2 separate regions of the Homo sapiens genome follow, and region 2 is linked to region 1. A link is an interaction called in ENCODE POLR2A ChIA-PET data of the cell type or tissue named here. Cell type or tissue: PC-9. All regions are shown on one strand. Links, peaks and the distances in the headings refer to the core of each region. The heading gives the core; the rest is flanking DNA. Region 1 holds the start of LOC105370449 (a long non-coding RNA gene). Region 2 has its middle 40 kb from the start of NFKBIA.

Region 1 (8,231 bases), core at 1,522-6,521:
GATAGATCAATGCAGGTTGTTGATTTTCCGGGTAAACTTTCTACTTGTTACTTTTCGCTGGCAGTTCCCATACAGATAGGCCCTCTGACTGAGGAACATGTGTTCTTTCATTCTCTTGATTCTCCCGTAAACCTACTGGGAAGACACCTGTGTAAATTAAAGACTACCTACCATCATCTGCACTCTGGATGGAATATTTTGTGGAGCTCCTTGGAGAAAGAGACACCTAGTTGGTACTTGTATGCCTTCTGAAAGAAAAGGGGTATGGCAGAGAGTGAGTTTCACAGTGGACTGGAAAAGCATCCGGGCTGAAACAAATTGGCACATGTATGACGTTGGACCTTAGGGAATAATGATGCTATTTGGAGAGAGAGAACCAATAACTCACCAAAAGGATAAACCATGGTCAGGTATAAAATGATATCCTTTGTAGAGAACTCAATTTGATGGAATAAAACCGGTTATACAACAATTAAACAACAAAACCAACAACAAAAAAATAGGAGCTTATTTAAAAAGGGCACTTGTGGCCGGGTGCGGTGGCTCAAGCCTGTAATCCCAGCAACTTTGGGAGGCTGAGGCAGGAGGACCACTTGAAACCAGGAGTTTGAGATTAGCCTGGGCAACATAGGGAAACCTGTCTCTATTTTAAAAAAAATAATAGTAATCGAAGAAGAGGAGAAAGAAAAATTAAGGCCGGGGGTGCTGGCTCATGCCTGTAATCCCAGCACTTTGGGAGGCCGAGACAGGTGGATCACTTGAGGTCAGGAGTTCGAGACCAGCCTGTCCAACACGGTGAAACCCCATCTCTACTAAAAATACAAAAATTAGCTGGGCATGGTGCCGCGTGCCTGTAATCCCAGCTACTCGGGAGGCTGAGGCAGGAGAATCGCTTCAATCGGGGAGGCGGAGGCCGCAGTGAGCCGAGATCGCGCCACTGCACTCCAGCCTGGGCGACAGAGTAAAAACTCCGTCTCAAAAAGAAAAAAAAGAAGAAAAAGAAAAGAAAAGAAAAGAAAACTGAGGCTGCGAGTTTTCGCCCACTGACGTTAAGTGCGAAACCACCTCAGTAAGAAATCGTGGTAACTTTTGTTTGTCGTGTCTTCCTGAGTAAAAGTGACATGAACCACCTCAGAATATCTATCTAGTAGCCGAATGTAGTGACGCTGGAAGGAAAACTCAAGAGTCTTGAGTTTGAAGAAAGGAAGCCGGGTCCTCTTCAGTGGCAGCCACGCGGCGCCCCTCCCGGGAGCCCCAGAGTAGGGATCAGACGCCGTTCAGCCTTCTCCCCGCGGCACTGGAGCTTCCCCTCCCCGCCCCCGCACACAGGGTGGCCCCACAAAGTACCCTCTGGTCATTTCTGACTTGGACTCAAGAAATTGCCCGTTTTGTGATCAAAGAGGATAACCCGATAGGGGGCGGTGGCTCACGCCTGTCATCCCAGCACTTTGGAAGGCCAAGGTGGGCGGATCGCTTGAGCCCAGGAGTTCCAGACCAGCCTGGCCAACATGGCGAGACCCCTTCTCTACAAAAAATACAAAAATTAGCCGGGCGTTGGTGGCGCGCGCCCCTGTTGTTCCAGCTACTCGGGAGGCTGAGGCGGGAGGATCGCTTGAACCCCGGAGGCGGAGGTTGCAGTGAGCCGAGATGGCGGCGCCGCATTCCAGCCTGGGCGACAGAGCGAGTCAAAAAGCAACAACAAAAAAAGATAACCCTGCACCGCGCCCTGGGTGAACCCTGGCTCCTGGCTCCTTTCTAAATATTCTGATTTCCTCTTGGATGACATTAAGAATTAGTCCATTCAGACCGGGCGCGGTGGCTCACGCCTGTAATCCCAGCACTTTGGGAGGCCGAGTCGGTTGGATCACTTGAGGTCAGGAGTTCGAGACCAGCCTGGCCAACATGGCGAAACCCCGTGTCTACTAAAAATACAAAAAATTAGCCGGGCGTGGTGGCGCGCACGCCTGTTGTCCCAGCTACTCGGGAGGCTGAGGCAGGAGAATCCCTTGAACCCGGGAGGCGGAGGTTGCAGTGAGCCGAGATCGCGCCACCGCACTCCAGCTTGGGTGACAGCGAGACTTAGTTTCAATAAAAATAAATAAATAAATAAATAAATAAGGCCGGGCGCGGTGGCTCACGCCTGTAATCCCAGCACTTTGGGAGGCTGAGGCGGGCAGATCACGAGGTCAGGAGATCGAGACCATCCTGGATGACACGGTGAAACCCTGTGTCTCCTAAGAACACAAAAAAATTAGCCGGGCGTGGTGGCAGGCGCCTGTAGTCCCAGCTACTCGGGAGGCTGAGGCAGGAGAATGGCGTGAACCCGGGAGGCGGAGCTTGCAGTGAGCCGAGATCGCGCCACTGCACTTCAGCCTGGGCGACAGAGCGAGACTCCGTCTCAAATAAATAATAAATAAATAAATACTTAATAACAATAAAGAAGAATTCGTCCATTCAACAACCGTTCACTGAGCGCATAGCCTGTGCCCAGACACTGTTCCAGGCCTCTGGGAGCAAAAAGGCCTCGGTGCCCGTATTCTAGTTAGACAACGAGAAGCGCGGGGAGGTGGGGGGCGGGGGTGGGAGAGAGAAAATCTACACCGGGCTGCATAGGTAAATTCGTAGGTTAGGTGCTAAGTGCTTTGAAAAAGCAAACAAACACAGGGAAAGTGAGATAAGGAGTTGCGGCAAGGGGCAGGTGGCTGTGTTAAATCGAGTGGTTGGAAGAAGCTGCTATGAGAAGGTACCGTATGAGCAAAGGACTTGAAGCAGGTGAAGGGAGTTGGTCACGGGGCATCCCCAGCACAAACATCAGCTACAGCAAAGGCCCAGGTAGGACTGGGTTTGGCGAACAGCAAGGAGGCCCTGTGTCGGGAGCAAAATTAAAGAGAGTTGTATGAAATGTCAGTCACAGAGGTGACTGGGTGGGGGTAAGATCATGAGGGTCTTGTAGACACCACAGTAAAGCTTTAAATCTGGGTGAACCAGGTTTTGAGCAGAGGTGTGGCATGTTCTGATAAAAAAATGAAATGAAGTGAAAAGCAGGGAGACCAATCAGGAGACTTGCCAATCCAGGCAAGATGATGTTGGCTCAAACCAGGTTAAACCACTGGGTAAATACAAGGGGCAGGGGTGTGAGAAAAATAAGGTGCTTACCCCCAACTTGCCTTTTTCTGATGCCTGTAACAACGATCACATTCTCCTCAAGCGAGAAGGGGCTGAAGAGGCTGACAGAGGTCGAGGGTGTGGACTAGTGGATCCTCCCACTGGGCTCAGGGACTAGTTTTGTAGCTCTCACCCAGGAGCTCGAGCAAATGGTATTAAGTGCTGATGAAGCTGAGCAGGGAGGATTTGCAACTCTGTGATTTCTCTGTAGGAAAGACACAGTATTAATCTCCCCTGGGCTCAGAGCTAGAACCTGGGCACCTGATGTCAATAGATTAATCCAACAAATATATTGAAAGCCAGGCAGCTTTCTAGTCACCTGTGGATGGAAGCAGTCAACAAAATAGGCAAGAATCGCTGACCTGGAGCTTACATTCCAAGTGGGTGACGTTAGATAGAAAACTAAAACATACAGCACGTTCGATCAGTGCTTCTTAAACTTCACTGTGGACAGAATGCACATTCGGACTCAGCAGATACAGCAAAGGTGGGGCCTAAGAGTCTGCACTCTTTAATTAATTAATTTATTTATTTATTTATTTTTGAGACGGAGTCTTGCTCTGTTGCCCAGGCTGGAGTGCAATGGCGCGATCTCGGCTCACCGCAACCTCCGCCTCCCGGGTTCAAGCAATTCTCATGGCTCAGCCTCTGGAGCAGGTGGAATTACAGGCACGCGCCACGCCGCCTGGCTAATTTTTGTATTTTTAGTAGAGACGGGGGTTTCACCATGTTGCCCAGGTTGGTCTCGAACTTCCTGACCTCAAGTGATCCGCTCGCCTCGCCCTCTCAAAGTGCTGGGATTACAGGCGTGAGCCACCGCGCGCGGCCCATGAAAAGCCTTTCTACCTGGCTTTTCTGACCAGTCTTGCGTGGTCTCCCAAGGCCGTTAGCGAGGACCCAAAGTCTCCTGTTCTTGAGGGCCTTGTAGTCCGGCCTTCACTGTCATGCATGACACGCCTGCTTCTCTGGGAGTGGGATGACTCCGTTCTAGTCCTTCCAGAAGACGCTGCTGCCAACAAGCCCAGCAGCTGCCTGGGTGGGATCAGCAGCTCCCGCGGACTCGATCTCCCCCTGGGTGGGGAACTCAACCCCGACAGGTCCTTCCTAAACCTCTAAGCCGGATACTTCCCTGGACCAGGATTAATTGCCCGCCCCGTACGTATTCTGTCGTTTCTGCCAGCGGTTACCAAGACCCTGGGATATTTTCCCCAGGGAAGAGAAAGCAGTTCTGGCTTTTTCCTCTACACACCCCAAACTTGCAGGAAAAACGCGGCTTTGGCCTGGAGAAAGCACGAGATCGTGACGTTTTCACGACAATACCCTGGAGAACATAAACCCACAGTATAATTGGCGCGTTACTAAAGGATCCCCCGCGGGGTGAGAAAAAAGCAGCAATCGCCCTACCCCCACAAAAACGTGAAAACGAAAGCGAACTGCCCAGCAGCCCGTGTTTTGAACACCACACATCCAGACCCAGCGCCGATCATAATAACAGCTACCTTTCAACTTCCAGTAAGGCAGGGGAAAGCGCGAACGCAGTCCCCCACTACCACAAATTATGCAGTCGAGTTTCCCACATTTGGGGAAATCGCAGGGGTCAGCACATCCGGAGTGCAATGGATAAGCCTCGCCCTGGGAAAACCACCTTCGTGATCATGGTATCTCCCCTGCCAGGTAAGTATGGACTGGCCGTGCGGCTTCCTCTCATACCCTCGCGCCCACCACACTCTCAACACACGGTCACTTCTCTCGTGCGGCCCCAGCCCCCTCACCCTCTCCAGCCCCCTCGCTCCACCGTTGCCGCTAGGGGAAGACACCCCGACAGCACTCGGATATCGCGCGCGGGACATGGGGTCCCAGGCCGAGCGTGACCGGCAGCCTCCGCGCGCCGTGCTCATCTGCATACGCCACGCCCTTGCCGGGGTCGTCCCCGGCGCTCCGGTCTCTCCCGCTCCCGGACCGGGGACCTACCGACGGCGTGGGACAGGCCTGGGTGTCTCCGGGGCTGGTTGGGCGCAAGTGGGCGCGCGGCCGGGAGTCTGGGACCTGAAAGGGAGGCCTGAGAGGACGAGAGAGTGCCAGAGAGAGAGAGAGAGACAGTGACAGAGAGAAGAGAGAGACAGAAAGACAGTGACAGAGAGAAGAGAGAGAGAGAGACAGGAGAGAGGGGAGAGAGAAGACAGAGAGAGAGAGAGAGAGAGAGAGACAGTGACAGAGGGAAGATAGAGAGAGAGAGAAGGAAGAAAAGAGGGGGAGAGAGAGCGAGCGAGCGAGCGAGCGAGCGAAAGAGAGTTTGCGGCCCCACCGCCCAGTCCCCAAGGGATCTAGCGTCTGGGCCGGGCAGGGCTCGGGTTTGGGCTCACCTTCCTTTCAGCAAAAAGCAAGTTTCGGCCCCTTCTCTTCTCGCCAGCCCAACAGAAGTCTTCCCCACAGGGCACAACTATTATGAGGTTCGCCTCCTCCCCCCGGTTAAACATTAAGCACTAAGATTTCCCCAAGCAGCTTGACAGAACATCGTTTTCCTTGAGCATCTTCCCTGGTAGGCCTGTCAGAAACGGCTGTAACTAACATAGGCGGCGACGAAACCTAGGAAAACCTAAAGGAGGGGGGCCGGGTGGAGTCGGGGGGGAATCAAGCCTCTTACTTTGAGGGAAAAAAAAATCAGGACAAAGTACAAAGTTGTCCACTATGCAAACCGTGCACCGGTCGAGTTAAGTGTATAACGCTGGACAACAAACCATTTTTGAACACTTGGGAAAATCTGTAAATACACTATTATTATTATTGTATTCTTCTTCTTCTTCTTCTTCTTCTTCTTCTTCTTCTTCTTCTTCTTCTTCTTCTTCTTATGTGAGACGGAGTTTCGCTCTTGTTGTCCAGGCTGGAGTGCAATGGCGCGATCTCGGCTCACCGCAACCTCCGCCTCCCGGGTTCAAGCGATTCTCTTGCCTCAGCCTCCCGAGTAGCTGGGATTACGGGCATGCGCCACCACGCCCGGCTAATTTTGTATTTTTAGTAGACACGGGATTTCTCCATGTTGGTCAGGCTGGTCTCGAACTCCCGACCTCAGGTGATCTGCCCACCTCAGCCTCTCAAAGTGTTGGGATTACAGGCGTGAAGCACCACGTCCAGCCACTGTTATGTTTTATAGTCAACTCACACGATCTGAGATATTCTATGTAATCTGTTCAACCTTCGTTTTATGCTTAGATGGTGAGTCGTCCTCGATTTTTTTTTTTTTTCTGAGACGGAATCTCGCTCAGCCGCCCAGGCTGGAGTGCAGTGGCGTGATCTCGGCTCACTGCAACCACCGTCTCCCGGGTTCAAGCGATTCTCCCGTCTCAGCCTCCCGAGTAGCTGGGATTACAGGCATCCGCCATCATGCCCGGCTAATTTTTGTATTTTAGTGGACCAGGCTGGTCTTGAACTTCTGACCTCAGGTGATCCGCCCGCCTCGGCCTCCCAAAGTGCTAGGGTTACAGGCGTGAGAGCAACCGCGCCCAGCCGATTTTTTTGGACAGTAGCCTGAGAAGTTTCTTATCTTTACTACTTCTCCCATCGAGAAGTAGAGTCCAATTCCCCTCTCCTTGGATCTGGTTTGGCCTTAGTGACTACCTTGCACAACGGCATGTGGCAGAAGTGATGTCCAGGGTCTCCCGAGGCTGGGTCGGAGGCATCCTTACAGCTCCCATCTGGGTCTACCGGAATCGTCTTGGAGGTTTGCGCCGCCATGGAAGAAGGCTGACTACGCAGGCTGCCGTGTCGTGAGGAAGCCCGAGGCTTTGTGGAGAGAAATGCATGGAAACGGTTTCAGTCCCCAGCCGAGACCCTAGGCATCAGGGAGCAGAACATCAAAACTGCGGACTTGGGATACAAATGAATGATCACTGTTGTTGCAAAGCCCTTACGTTTTGAGGGTGGTCTTTTCGTGAAGCAATAGAGAAACGGAACGGGGAGACGGACAGTGAGCAGACAAGCAATAATACGAAGCAGAAGGGGGAAAAACGTGGACCAAGGGATAGAGAAGAGGGCATGGAGAGAAAAGGCTGGGGTTGAGGGCTTAACATATTAGACAAGGGGGTCACGGAAAGCCTCCCTGCTTCTCTCTGTTTGCTCCAAACTCTTGCTTCTCTTTGCTTGCTCAGCATCAGCGCATAGCGCATAGAACCCCCAAAGGCCACCCCACAATGGCAGCCTCAGCCCCAGAATTTACGTGTCCTGTTACAAGTCCTAGGGCCACAACAAACTCTCTGGACTCATTTGATTTTCTTCTAATGTTTTATACACACACACACACACACACACACACACACACACACACACACACACACATATATATATGTATTTTTTTTTTTTGAGACGGCGTCTCACTCTGTCAGCAGGCTGGAGAGCGGTGGCGCAATCTCGGCTCACTGCAACCTCCGTCTCCCGGGTTCAAGTGATTCTCCCGCCTCAGCCTCCCAAGTAGCTGGGACTACAGGTGCTCGCCACCACGCCTGGCTAATTTTTGTGTTTTCAGTAGAGACGGGGGTTTCACCATATTGGCCAGGATGGTCTCCATCTCCTGACCTCGTGATTTGCCCTCCTCGGCCTCCCAAAGTGCTGGGATTACAGGTGTGAGCCACCGCACCCGGCCTCTCATGTAAAATAATTAAAAAAAAAAAAATTCTGGGCCGGGCGCGGTGGCTGACGCCTGTAATCCCAGCACTTTGGGAGGCCAAGGCGGGCGGATAACCTGAGGTCAGGAGCTCAAGACCAGCCTGGCCAACATGGTGAAACCCCGTCTCTACTAAAAAATACAAAAATTAGCTGGGCATGATGGCGGGTTCCTGTAATCCCAGCTACTCCGGAGGCTGAGGCGGGAGAAAAACTTGAACCCAGGAGGCGGAGGTTGTAATGAGCCGAGATCGCGACATTGCACTCCAGCCTGGACGACAGAGTGAGACTCCGTCACAAAAAACAAAAAACAAAACAAGAACCAAAAAAAACACATAAAAAACAAACAACAACAACAACAAACGAAACCTCTAATCACAGGTCAGTTTTACTGTTTCTCAGGTCCAGAC
Region 2 (8,231 bases), core at 2,049-7,048, 810 kb after region 1:
GAGATCACCTCACTGCATTCCAGCCTGGACAACTGAGCGAGACCCTGTCTCAAAAAAAAAAAAAAAAAAAGAAAAAGAAAAAGAAAAAGAAAAACTGTTCTGTGACTGTTGCTGTGATGTTCTGTAGCACCACTTTAAAAAGTCTCCTAAGGACCAGTGAACCTGGATTCAAACTTGAACAGTGTCTATCCAGGACTCAGTCTCCATTGATGCCTAACGAAAACCCTCCCACAACTCATACATCCTATTCAAAGTTTCCCTTTCTATCACATAGCCACCCATATGACTACCTCAAGTGAGTGCAAGAAAGCCCCTTTGTACCTTTATATGAAGTGCAGGATTTTAAAAGGTCAAGCAGCACTCAGAAAATAGCTGCTTAAACAGCAAAACAGGGCCAGGCATGATGGCTCACACCTGTAATCCCAGCACTTTGCGAGGCTGAGCCAGGTGAATCACTTGAGGCCAGGAATTTAAGACCAGCCTGGGCAACATAGGGAGACCTCATCTCTATTTTAAAAAAAAAAACAAAAGGGTTTTTCAGGGAGATGCTTGGATTTTATCTGGAGAACCCAAAAGTCTAGATACCCACACACCTGGGCTAGTTTACTTCCAGCCCCGTTCCGGGAAAGGGGCTGAGCAAGAGACCTTCATGATTTGGTGGGAAGTTGAAGCGGGGCTGGGACCAGGGCTGTCATCCCAAAGTTACCACCTGAGACGGCCCTGCCTTGTAAATAGAGGGCAGGTGCAGATGGAGCTGGCAGCGTTCTAGTGGCCACATTTTAAAAATAGGTGAAACGGGCCAGGCACAGTGGCTCACGCCTATAATCCCAGCACTTTGGGAGTCTGAGATGGGTGGATCACCTGAGGTCAGGAGTTCGAGACCAGCCTGACCAACATGGTAAAACCCAGTCTCTAGTAAAATACAAAAATTAGCCAGGTGTGGTGGCAGGCGCCTGTAATCTCAGCTACTGGGGAGGCTGAGGCAGTAGAATCACCTGAACCCAGGAGGCAGAGGTTGCAGTGAGCCCAGATCATGCTACTGCACTCCAGCCTGGGTGAGAGTGAGACTCCCTCTCAAAAAATGAAAAATAAAAACAGGTGAAATGAATTCTAATCTATTTTGTTTAATAAAAAATAATTAAAAGATTATTTCAACATGTAATTGATGACAATGACTGTTACTTATTTTACAGTCCCTTTTCCTCACTGAGCCTTTGAAACCCAGTGTCTATTTTACATTTACAGTGAATCCCGTTTCAGACCATCCACATTTCGGTGCTCACTAGCATTATGTGGGCAGTGAACAGCACAGATCTAGAACTTTTATATCTCCTTTTCTTTTATTTTTTCTTTCTTTTTTTTTTCTTTTGAGATGCAGTTTTGCTCTTGTCACCCAGGCTGGAGTGCAATGGTGCAATCTCGGCTCACCGCAACCTCCGCCTCCCGGGTTCAAGCGAGTCTCCTGCCTCAGCCTCCCGAGTAGCTGGGATTACAGGCACGCGCCACCACAGCCAGCTAATTTTTTTTGTATTTTTAGTAGAGATGGGGTTTCACCATGTTGGTCAGGCTGGTCTCAAATTCCTGACCTCAGGTGATCTGCCCACCTCAGCCTCCCAAAGTTCTAGGATTACAGGCGTGAGCCACTGCGCCCGGAGTTCTTTTATTTTTTCTTTACTTTTCCCTTTTTTTCCCTTCCTTCCTTCTTCCCTCCTTCCCTTCTTTCTCCTTTTTTAGAAAATCAGATCATTCTTTAGAAATTGAGACAGATGTCTACCTGCCAACGACATTCACCCAGGCAGATGATGCTGGGAAACCTTATTTTCCAGAATTCTCTGCTTTCCTGTCGCTGCTCCCTCCTGGCACTTTTTGGGCTTCTGGCAGGCCACTGGTTAGCAGGGCACAAAGATCTCCCCTAGCACATTCAGCTTCCCACGGGCTCATCTGTCTCCATGGAATGGTGAGGGCAGGCTCACATGGGGCCTTCCTTCTTTTCCAGCAGTGGCTTCAGTATTTGCCAAGACTCCCCATGTCTTTTTCGTGCCTGGAGTTTCACTTTGCATGGGTGGCTGGTAGCCAGAAGGCCCTTCTACCTTGGAGAGTCCCTGCATCCATCTCTGGGCTTGAGGACAACTTTGAGCCCCAAAATCGGGCTCTCATAGAAGTAATTCCATTGTCACATGTCCTGCAGCAATCCTGGAACACCACTCTGGGAAATAAGCTCCTGGAAAAAAAATTGGGGAGGAATTTTGAGGAGGTGTGTAGTCCAGAAAGATTTGGAATGAAGTAATCTTTTAGGCATAAATTTACCAGAAGCCAGTATTTCTTTATTTGCATTTCCTTTCATTATCAAGCAAAGTAACACACACACACGCGCGCGCGCACACACACGCGCACACACGCACAGGCACGCACGCATGTACACATGCACGCACACGGACACATGCACACACACGCACACGCATATGGACACAACGCAGACATGCATGCACACACGTGCACGCACGCACACACACACTTGCACACACACACACGCACCCTGCTTGCAGTTATGCAATGGTTTGTGCAGTTGCTGTGAGCCCAGAAGCGCTTGTCTGAGTGTGCATATCCCTGGCTTCCTGCACTGAGGGCAACAGGAGGCAGTGGGAATTTCTCAAATGTTCACAAGAATGTCGAGAGGGCGTTCTGAGTAATCAAAACTCCTTGAACTTGTGGGAAAATGCAGTCCCAATTTCCTTTTCGAGACAATGGTCTTTGAAAGCTGTATGCCACGAGAGTTTTCGTTTGTTTATGGTTAGAGAATATGGTAAAATGCACGTCTGTGGAAGGCCCCAGGAGTGAGAAATCCTGCCACATGGATGGTGCGGCCCTAAGTGCAGGGCAAACTTGTATTCTCCAGCTGGCACTAATGCCTGCTGCATCGCTGACCCACTCAGCTTCAGTGTTTTGGCCATTAGTGTGATCAGCCTAACAAAACTCTTATGTCATTCTCGTTACCCTTTTCTCTCTTAGGAAGCCAACTCTCAGGGTCTTCCTCCGCTTCTGTTCTCTCATGCCCCTTGGTGGAGGCTCCCAGATGGACGCTCAGACACGGAAGGTCCAGGGAGATGCGTGGATCTGCCGCCATGTGGGTGGACCAAGCTGTTGCCTCCATTGGAAGCCTCTGTCCGGTGCCACATCCTCCCTGGGTTCCAGTCCCCACCTGCCAGGTTGACAATTAGGCAATTTGATTTACTAAGGAGAAGACAAAGAAAGAAAAGGAGAAATATTTCAAGAAAAAAAAGACTGTGAAAAAGAAAAAGTGAAAAAATAGGGAATATAGAAAAAAAAACCGCAATCAGGAGAGAGAAATAAAGAATTCCAGGATGATGAGTCTGGATGGAGAAAGCCTCCGTTTCCCCACTCCAGAAGTCTGAGCTGAGTGAACTCCTTAGCATTAAGGGAGGTGTCTCTATGGAGGACTGAATATGTCTTGCGAGAGGTGGGGCAGGTGGGATGGGGGGTGGGGTGGAGTGCTATCCCAGTTAAGCCTTTAGGTACTAGGTACCCAGGAGGTCTCATTAATTCTGGAATCATTTTGATATATTAGATACGCTCAAGGATGAGCTGTGTGCTGTTTCTCTTGCTGTACTATGTGGTCCAGATTCCAGACTCCAGAGCCCTTAGGCAAGCCCAGAACTGTCCCCACAATCTCTGGGTGGCAGCTGCCCCAATCATGGCTGTCCAACCTACAGGAGCAACTAAACATGGGATTCCCAGGCAGGGAGGAGATGCTGTAGGGTGGCGGAACCTGCAGCATGGATAGCCACCTACTCTGTCCTCTCTGTCAGGACAGCCTGACCGAGGCCCACAAGTGGCTGCTCACTCCTCCCGGCCTGACTGCACCAGTCTAGACTGGGCTCTTAGCATCTGTCACCTGGCCTTTGTTGTTTTAAGGAGCACAATAATAATAACAATAATTTAAAAAAAAAAAAACTCTTTTGGCTGGGTGTGGTGGCTCACACCTGTTATCCTAGCACTTTGGGAGGCCGAGGTGGGCAGATCACTTGAGGCCAGGAGTTTGAGACCATCCTGGCCAACATGGTGAAACCCTGTCTCTACTAAAAATACAAAAATTAGCTGGGTGTGGAGACAGATGCCTAAAATCCCAGCTACAGATTCTGTCTCCAGAAAAAAAAAAAAAAAAAAAGCCAGGTATGATGGCGCACCACCATAGTCCTAGCTACTCAGAAGGCTGAGGCACAAGAGTCGTTTGAACTCTGGAGGCAGAGGTTGCAATGAGCCAAGATCGCACCACTGCACTCCAGCCTGGATGACAGAGCAAGACTCTGTCTCAAAAAATAAATGAATAAAGATTAAAAAGAAATAAAAAACTATTTTGAGCCAGGCATAGTGGCTCATGCCTGTAATCCCAGCACTTTGGGAGGCTGAGGTGGGAGGATCACTTGAAGCCAAGAGTTCGAGACCATCCTGGGCAACATAGTGAGACTCTGTCTCAATAAATAAAAAAATAAATAAATAAATGAAACTCCTTTGAGGATCTCAACCAACATGAGCTGTTTGTAATTCCAGAAATAGCCCGGACACTGAGTGGCCCTACCCCCTCAAAGGATTCCAGGACAGCTCCCACCTTCTTAGAGGGATGTGGAGGGAGAGCCGGCCCTGGGCATGTGACTTCTGTGCCCTCAGCCGCTGTTGGCTCACTCTGAGGAGGTCCAGCCTCCCTCCCATGGGTCACACAAGCATCTCTCCTCTTCCCCGAGGAGCAAGAACACAGGGAACGTCTACATCGAAAGGAGGAGCTTTAGGGTTTTGTGCCAGCTTCACTTCATTTCTTCTGCTGTTGGTTCATTCATCTAACAGAATTTATTGAAGTCCTAAGGGGTGGGGACACAGAACTGAACTCTCCTGGTCCTGGCCCTGAGGGGCCCCTGCCTGGACGGCTTGAACCCGGGAGGGCCAGGCCCACCTCCCGTGGGGCCCGTTTTCCCCTCTGGGAGGTGGGCAGCCTCACTCAGAAAAGTGCTTGTAGAGCAGTTTCACCCCTTTGTGAATGAGCTTCGGCAAGCACAGGGGTGAGTCACGGCCTTGGTGACACAGAACACATGACTTCGAATTGCCCAGAAGTATGACTGGTGCCCTGGCCTGTGCTTCCCCACCCTGAGGGGGAGGCCACTGTCAGCTCAGAACAAGGGATCCAAAGATGACCTTTCTTGTTTTCCAAAGACCTGCTGTCAGCTGAGGCCTTTCAAGGCCCTGTATATCCATGGTGAATTCCTGGAAGGCAGCTTGAAGTAACCACTGAATGGGTTTGGTTTCTTTTTTTTTTTAATTATCTAAGCAAAGCACCTTTCTCCAAAAAGAGCAAATTCACTTGTGGGTCACTTCCTGTGGGAAGATGGAAAATGTTCTTACTTGGGAGTAGATGGGGAGAGCAGGCCCAGCTCCAATAGCTTGCTGGTGCCACTGAGATTCTTGAGCCTGGAGGATCCTGGCTGACTTGCTCCAGACCTGGCGGAGGGTCTGTCTCAGTCACGGTTCTCCCCAGCGATGACCGAGAACTGGTCCCAGTTCCTGACATGCTGTGGGTCCAGTGTGACCCACAATCTGCCTGGCCCATCCCCTCGGCGGGCGCACCTCTCCTAGTGTAGGATGAAGCATAAATGGCAGAAACCAGCAGGCGCCGCTTCTGTGTCCACCGAGTCAGCTGGGATCCATGCAGCTGGTGGCTTGTCGGTGGCAGGCCAAGGCCTGAGTCATGTCCCCGTCACAGCCTTCAGTGGAGGGCTGACCCACAGAGGAAATTACACAGCACTCTGTGGCCCATGATGGAGTCAGGGGCTTTTCCAAGGGCATCAACTGGGAAGGCAGAAAGAAGTCATCACCCACGCTGGAGTCTAAGGCTTGGGGACCCCCACTTACTCCAGGGGAGAAGGCCTGGTGACCTCGGGGACAGCGAGGCCTGTGCAAACCTCTTCCACAGCCCTCCACTGGCCAGCAGGGTGCCCACAGTCCCGACCCCTCTGTGACAGCGCTGCATGCTCACCGAGCCAGCCTTGCCCCACATGGTTCCTTGGGCTGCAGCCAGAAGTCCATCCGCAGCCTTTTACCCAGATCCACACCAGCCCCAACCCTCAGTCAGAAAACACAGCACCTCCAATGGAGCCAGAGGCCACCCCTCTCAGATAGCTGTGTGACTCTGGCAACTAAATTCAACTCTGTGGGCATCAGTCTCTTCATCTGTAAAATGGGTCTTGAACACGGGGCTTCAGTCTCTTCATCTATAAAATGGGTCTTGAACACCTACCTGACCAACTTGTGGTGAAGATGAAATGAAACTATGCAAAGGCCTGGCATAGAGCCGGCACACAGTGGGTTCTCTGTACATGGTCCTCGCTCTCAGCCTGCTCTGTTGCAAAATCCAGGTTGGCACTACCCCCCAGGGCTCAGCCCTCAGCGTTATCCCTTTCCTTCCCCATACCCAGTCTCCCAACCCTTCGTGCAAGTGTGTGGTGGAGGAGACCGAAGCTCCACATCCAAATGGAGGGGTTGACTCCTCTGTAGTGAGGGGTCAGCCTAGCTTGAGTCACTGGGAGACTGTCTTCCAGCCTCCCCTTGCCCACCCCAGACCTGACATCCCAGGGCCACCCTGCAGGGAGCCTGAGGTGGAGGGGCCTGGCTACCTGTCTGCAAATGTGGAGCCGGGGGAGGTTGGTTGGCAGAAAGGAGGGAGAAGTGACGAGGCGCCCCAGGCCCTGTGCCTGGAGTCAGAAGGGCCAGCTCTGGGAGAACCTTCACCCTCGTGGAGACTTTGCCTCAGAATGTTTGCCTGGAACCCAGCCCACCAGGGCTGACACCTGAGGCTGAGGCTGCCCTGTCATGCCCCTTCCACACCAGGGGCTCTGTGCTGGGATTGCTGTGGCCAGTTACGGGGAGGCCTGCAAGTTTGGGCAGCCGAGGTCATGCCTCTCAAAGAGGAGCCGGATGAATATATCAAGTAAATGTGCATTTCAGCTTGTGGTAGGGCCAGACACAGCTGTGTGTGTGTGTGTGTGTGTGTGTGTGTGTGTGTGTGTGTGTAAGGGGAGCAACATTCACTGTGCACCTACCATGTGGCAAGCTAGTGCTAGGCCCTGTACTTGTACTATTTCATTTAATGAGTTTAATTTGCATGGCTGCTTCTGTGGCATTCCAGAGTGGCTTTTCACACTTTCTTTGGCTGGGGTGGGGGTGGGGAGAACTGTATTTCTATTTTTATCTTCCCATGGTGGGGTGCTCTGCTCATGGGGCCCCTTATCTCCCCCGGCACTTTCCCCTACATCCGGCTGCAACTAGAAGCTTTCGGTATGCAAAGGGAACTTGCAGCTTCACAACAGCCCCCTCACCCGCCTCCTCCCAGCCCTGCATGGGGGTCAGGCCACCTCTTCCCCAGGAGGACCCTTCTTCTCTTCTGGGCTGGATGGAGGCAGGATCTGTGCTTCTCCCTCAAACCTGGGAACCAACTGGGAGGGACATCTTCTCCTTTCACCCTCTTGCCCCAGCAGCTCAGGGGTTCATTTGGATGAATGGGCCCTGCCTGTAGCAGCCTGGCATGGGGGCAAACCAGGACTCCACATGGCTGAGGAGCTCCCCGGGCCCCTGCACTCCATTGGGTTGACTTATTTTAACCCATTGCACTCCCAGCTGAGCTTTAGAGGGCAAGGTTTGGGGTTAGTGGGTAGCCTTGGGGTTGGAGGTGCAGTCCCGCATAGTGACTTGACATCTAGGAAGAGCTCATTGTTCTGAATGTGATCTTTACAACCACCCTGAGGCTGGTCCCTAAAGCTATGCTCTGGAAATGAGTCCAAGTGTCCCCAGTCTGTTTTCCTCATTCCTCTGCTTACAAACAAAGGTGCACTTTTACTTGGTAGGTACAGTTGTGGGTAGTTTATTTGATTTTGCAAAAGCAAAACTCTTTGTAATATTTTATGATGTTGGGATGCGAAGTGCGTTTATTCTCATTTCTTTTTCTTTTGTTTCTCCCCTCACCCCAGAGAGGTGAATAGTCTCATTTTTAAGCAATGTGCAGATACTGGTGCCTTTCTTCAGCTGGAACTGTGTACAAAAGTGGCCCGGAGAAGGATCAATGACAGGCAGCTTAAATTTCTAAGGGGTGTCAGGGTGGAACGTGTGATTCAGAGCTTGCACCCACTCCAGGGGCTTTCCTGGACAGAGGGGCTGGGCTGCCCAGGCCT

What was found. ChIA-PET counts read pairs that join two places held together with the same protein. Peaks named below come from ENCODE experiments on the same cell type or tissue, not always from the same donor. Only the 100,000 strongest peaks of a DNase experiment are listed, where the experiment ranks them.
Region 2: POLR2A ChIA-PET joins it to region 1 with 10 read pairs; 2 of 35 experiments call an interaction of 5 or more read pairs at or near these places.

What each region holds. Positions count from the first base shown.
Region 1 is chr14:34,551,543-34,559,773 of GRCh38, forward strand. It overlaps LOC105370449 (a long non-coding RNA gene), which reads right to left and starts at 4,866. Exons shown (of 3, transcript XR_007064114.1): 1 at 3,157-4,866; 2 at 172-248. It also overlaps the pseudogene RNU1-28P. RefSeq lists a silencer at 1,768-1,944 and enhancers at 4,001-4,558, 4,559-5,116, 4,803-5,033. In PC-9, for the core only: no CTCF peak of the experiment used is centred there; no DNase peak of the experiment used is centred there; H3K4me3 peaks cover 648 bases; H3K27ac peaks cover 505 bases.
Region 2 is chr14:35,360,574-35,368,804 of GRCh38, forward strand. No RefSeq gene overlaps it. Among named protein-coding and RNA genes, the nearest start is that of NFKBIA, 40 kb to the right of the region's middle. RefSeq lists enhancers at 305-414, 6,754-7,343, 7,344-7,931, 7,932-8,231 and a silencer at 7,050-7,099. In PC-9, for the core only: no CTCF peak of the experiment used is centred there; a DNase peak (open chromatin) is centred at 5,098; H3K27ac peaks cover 1,254 bases.